Regions from separate parts of the Mus musculus genome. Here region 2 is linked to region 1. A link is a loop called in an ENCODE intact Hi-C map of the cell type or tissue named here. Cell type or tissue: left cerebral cortex. All regions are shown on one strand.

The links. A loop is a pair of places that touch in the nucleus more often than their neighbours do. Peaks named below come from ENCODE experiments on the same cell type or tissue, not always from the same donor. Only the 100,000 strongest peaks of a DNase experiment are listed, where the experiment ranks them.
Region 2: it touches region 1 in a loop (6-fold over the local background); 10 of 42 quality-filtered maps call a loop at or near these places.

Annotation. Positions count from the first base shown.
Region 1 is chr11:85,311,009-85,313,508 of GRCm38, reverse strand. Ppm1d (protein phosphatase 1D magnesium-dependent, delta isoform) reads right to left here and starts at 2,255. Exons shown (of 6, transcript NM_016910.3): 1 at 1,586-2,255. The coding sequence starts at 2,036. In left cerebral cortex, a CTCF peak has its summit at 1,132; DNase peaks (open chromatin) are centred at 465, 1,285 and 2,298; H3K4me3 peaks cover 2,500 bases; H3K27ac peaks cover 1,213 bases.
Region 2 is chr11:85,233,694-85,236,193 of GRCm38, reverse strand. It overlaps Appbp2 (amyloid beta precursor protein (cytoplasmic tail) binding protein 2), which reads left to right and starts at 1,074. Exons shown (of 13, transcript NM_025825.3): 1 at 1,074-1,522. The coding sequence starts at 1,385. Appbp2os (amyloid beta precursor protein (cytoplasmic tail) binding protein 2, opposite strand) reads right to left here and starts at 1,028. Exons shown (of 4, transcript NR_028329.1): 1 at 862-1,028. In left cerebral cortex, a CTCF peak has its summit at 974; DNase peaks (open chromatin) are centred at 1,054, 1,357 and 2,346; H3K4me3 peaks cover 2,119 bases; H3K27ac peaks cover 1,772 bases.

The DNA.
Region 1 (2,500 bases):
TCTTTTTTTTCCCCCCCTTTAAAGAAAGGGTCTCTTTACTAGGCATGGCTGTCCTTGAAACTCTCTCTGTAGAGTAGACCAGGCTGGCCTCAAACTCAGAGATATCTGCCTACCTTGGCCTCTCAAGGACTAGTATTAAAGGCATGTACCACCACACCTAGCTAAAGTTCAACTATTAAAGGCTTTTGATTTTTAAAGCATATGGGAAATTCATATGCCCCAAGTGTACTGCAAAATAAATGAACTCTGTAATAGGTCTTTGTGTCTAATCTTAATCTTCTTTGTCTCCCTATCCACTTTTAATTCCTCTTCAGCCAATAATATAATGCATTTCTAGAATAAACTACAATGCTTTCAAGCTCTACTCAGCCCACACGAAAACAAAATAAATCCATGATAGGGGCCCAAGGGATTTGCTGGGACCTGCCTCCAAAACCCTCAGTGGCTGGTCTTCAAGTCAATCAAATACTTGGCAAAAGGCCCAACAGATGGAAAACAGATTTGAAACCAGCTAGCCTATACTGTATGACAATGCCTTTCTAAAAATACTGTGTATTTTACAAATCTGTAACAGCACTGAGTCTCTGTCTCTTTAATGAAAATAGAGTGACTTTCTTACACCACTATAAACGAAGGGTTTTTAGTGGCAGGAACATAAATTCTTTTCTGTAACAAAAATATGCACCATATACCCAGGGCAAAATAAGCAGCCATATAACCCTCGGGCATTTCTGTTATCTACAGAAGTACTGTCTGTCTCAGAGAGATTCAAAATTTAGATGGGACTACAATCACACTTAACTTTTAGGAATTAAAATACCTGTTACCAAAAACTACTTTGATGAGTAGTGACATGAGTGCTTTTCAGTATGAACTTTTGGAAAACTGAATGCAATTCTAAGTATCCCACACACACACACCAAGAAGTTAACACATGCCCCTAACATGGAGCCAATTTAATATTTAACACGTTGCACACCTTTCTCATAAACAATTCAAGGGATTACCCCAAAACACTATCACAAAAGTAAGTTGCCTATGTTACACTTCAGCCCTTCTAAATTGACTTACATCGAGCCAGAGCCATTCAGGTCAATCTGAAGAAGTGACACCACCGGTAGGAGGCAACCAAGAGGAACAAGCCCAACAAGAACAAAATTATGACAGATGCTAAGGGAACGCTCCAATTCTTGCCACCTCCTGCTTCTTTCACCTAGCCCGTGTAGAAACGTTTCTTAAATTTATCCCTCGGTTACAATCTGGCGCCGGCATTCAAACACTTCTGAGCGTGCTGCTACCAAAGTGAATTAGCGAAGGGAGAGGGGAGACTGTTGCCCCCTGATCGTAGGAGGGAGGAGATAATGCAAGGAGCGGTTGCTGGGAGACAAGCCATCCTAGCGTTTCCGAGGCCACTCGGTGTGCCTAGAACTCCAACCATGACAGTCTTCACTCGCATCCCTTGTTGGACAGCGTCGCTTGATGGATAGCGCTCTTGGTACCGGGGAGGCCCACGCGGTGCTGATGCTATAAAAAGCCCAGGGGGATAAGGGGAGAAAAGAAAAAAAGAGGCGGGCGGGGAACTTACCCAGTTTCTTCCACATGGCGAGGTGACAGGCGAGGAAACCTTTGCGGATGGCAGCGCACACCTTGGCGGGCTCGGACGAGGTGAAGCCTTTCTGCTTCTTGATGAAACCCCACAAGTGCTCCCGGGCAAACTGTGCCGCCTCCCGACCGCCGTGCCCGTCGCACACTGCAAAGAAGGCCACCGAAGAGCGGCGGCGACAGCAGCGGCCAGCGGGTAGCGAGGCCGCGGCGTCCGGGGCAGGGTCGCGGGCCGCCGCCGGGCCTTTTTCCGATGGCCCGACGCCGGCGAGAGTGGGGGTCGCCGGCAACCCGAGCGCCCGCCGCGGTACCGGCGCCGGCTTGTCCTCCGCAGCCGGCTCGGGCTCCACCACGATCTGAGTTACGTCCTCCATGTACTTCCTCCCGCCCTGGTCCGAGAAGACGCTCACTCCCAGCGAGTACAGCCCCGCCATGGCCGGCTGCCCGGGATCCCGCCGTTCCCACGCAGCCCGCCGAATTCCGAGGCGGGAGACACACTCGCCGCTCGCCGGCCAACTATTGTTTATCTTCGACGAAGCCGAGAGTGAAGAGGAGGCGGTCCCCGCGGCGGTGGGGGGGGGCGCGTGATGTCGGGACTTGTCCGCGAGAGCTGGGCCGGTCGAGTCGCGGGCGAGAGGAGCCGAGCAGCTGCGCCTGCGCACTGAACTCGCTCCCCGCCCGCCCGCGCCCACCATACAAATCAGACGTTCTTTCCCCCCCTTTCTCCTGATGACGTCACTCGGCTCGCTGAGACAGACCAATCAGGAGTCAAGAAGAGCAAGCTCGCCCCCGCCCTCCTTCCACCCCCGCATCTCTCTGCAACCGCTGATCTCGCTCGGCCCGCCGACCGGGGGAGCGCGCTCCTTGCCCGGTTTGTTTTCTCCAGCCTAGGGCTTCT
Region 2 (2,500 bases), 77 kb after region 1:
TTAATAGATTCTTTTTTTTTTCAATGCAAAAATGGGGAAACGGGGCTTGAATGATTGCTCAGTAAAAAAATGCTGGCAACTACCTTTGATCCCAGCACTAGCGAGGCAGAGGCAGCAAGATCTCTGTGACTTGAGGCTAGCCTGGTCTACAGATAAAGTTCTAGGAGAGCCAGGGCATGTTAAACAAATTTTTCTTCTTTTAAAAAAAAAGAAAAAAGAAAATTGTCCCAGCACTCGGGAGGCAGAGGTAGGCAGATTTCTGAGTTCGAGGCCAGCCTGGTCTACAAAGTGAGTTCCAAGACAGCCAGGGCTATACAGAGAAACCCTGTCTCGAAAAACCAAAATTTAAAATAAAATAAAATTGGATAGGGGCTGGTGAGATGGCTCAGTTGATTAAGAGCACCGACTGCTCTTCCGGAGGTCATGAGTTCAAATCCCAGCAACTACATGGTGGCTCACAACCATCCCCAATGAAAAAGAATCTATGAGCTAGGGCTGAGCGAGTAGAGCAGGAGACAACAGGGCCAGAGCAAGAGGGACAGGCCTGGAACTCACACTGTAGACCAGGCTGGCCTGGAGCTCACAGAAATCCACCTGCCTCTGTCTCTGCAGTGCTGGGATAAAAGTGATGGGCCACCACATCCCTCAATATAGATTTTCTTTGTTTGAGACAGGGTCTCACTCCATAGACCTTGACCTCAGGAGATACCCCTGCCTCTGCCTCCCAAGCGATCCATTCCAAGTGCACCACCATGCCCCGTCCGTGCTGTGCACTTTTGTGAAAAAAAGATCAGTCCTAAAGTTCGTTGATCTAAAAGATCAATTCTTAAAGTTGAAGAGGGCTGTCGTCGAAAAACTCACTGAAACGAGACTGTGTTGGAGAGCCACAGCACGCTGGATAAAACACCACTCCAACTACCGCCCAGCTTCCCCGGTGTCTCGTCCTTTAGGAACAAGCACCCAGCGCCCCTCAGACGCTCCGCGCTCTTTCTCCGCAAGTTTTCCGCCTGCCGCATTCCTTCCCGGGCGCGTCGGCGCGTCGCGCGTTGACGTCATGACGCACACACGCAGCCCCGCCCATGCAGAGCTGAGAGCCTGGACGGAACTGGGCTCGCTCTCCTGTTGGGAATGTGAGGCTCTCGGTACGGTCGTGGTCTGCGTTCGTCCGGATCTTCCGTGGCCGCCGCTACCGCCGCTACCGCCAGCACCATCTGCCCTCAGGCCGCGCGCGCACGCAGAGGCCCGGCAGCCGGGTCCGAGAGGCGCGCGCACGCCCGCTCGCCCGCGTGGTCGCCGCCCCTCGGAAGCCTCCGGAGCCTCACACGGGTTCGCTACGGAGGGAGGCGGAGGCCTGCGGGAGGAGGCGGAGGAGGAGCGAGGGAAGATGGCGGCCGTGGAGCTCGAGTGGATCCCGGAGACGCTCTACAACACCGCCATCTCCGCTGTCGTGGACAACTACATCCGCTCGCGCCGCGACATCCGCTCCTTGCCGGAGAATATCCAGTTCGACGTTTACTACAAGGTACAGGCGATCTGTTCTATCGGACCCCGCCGCTGCTCCTGGGCCGCACCCCCTTCCACGTCCACGGCCCGGCCTGTAGCTCTCGAGGTAGCGTCGGCTGCGGTGGCCGCTTTCCGATACGCCGCCACCCCCGCGTCTGCCTCCCGGTCTGTGCGGCCCGGGGGGGTTCTTGTGTGAGAGCTATCCGCCATCCCCTTAGGGGCCCCAGGGTAGGCCTGCGGGAATGCCTGACCCAGCCGAGTCCCACCCGGTCCTCTAGTCGCTGGGGTATTTTCTGTCTTCTCTAGTGTTTGTATCAGCTGGACTTTTTTGTTCCGCTCCACCCCTAATTCTCCCTACTTTGTCATCTCGTCGATCCTCTTTACCCGAGTAACTGCTTTCTTTCTTTTTCTTTTTTTTTTCCCCTCCCTTCTCTAATCCGAGTTTCGTCCCTTTCCTTTCTTTCAATCCGAAATGATTTAGTTAGGGCTTAATGAAAATGGTCTGTGGGCTTCATTTGCATATCCTTGAAAGCTTTTTTGTGTGGTTTCTAGGTTTGTTTTGGTTTTTCGGTTTACACTTTGGGTTAAATTGGGAATTTTACTAATAGATTAGTAATAGACTGGATCTTTAGAAAGGACGCAGTGAAATTCCCTGAAAGCAAGAAGTAGAAATCTGAATTATACCAATGTGTATGAAAAGTGCGATTTTGCAGCATTCTTGCGTCGCTCCCTCTCAAAAATCTGCACAGAAAGTCCCAAGTTGCTCTCCAAGGAGTTTCAAGGGTAAGTGTTCATAGACGTGGACAATTTTTGCAGTGTTCTGAGAGGGAGGAGAACTTTATGGACTCGGAGCCTCCCTTTTCCTCTCCCCCACGTTTGAGTGTGAACACTGGCCTTATTCAGGGATCCTTGCTTTGAGTCAGCGAGAATTTCAGTTTCCAGTAGCCACTTTTGCAAAATATGACCAGTAGAGCTTTTATTTTTAGATCTTTAGTAT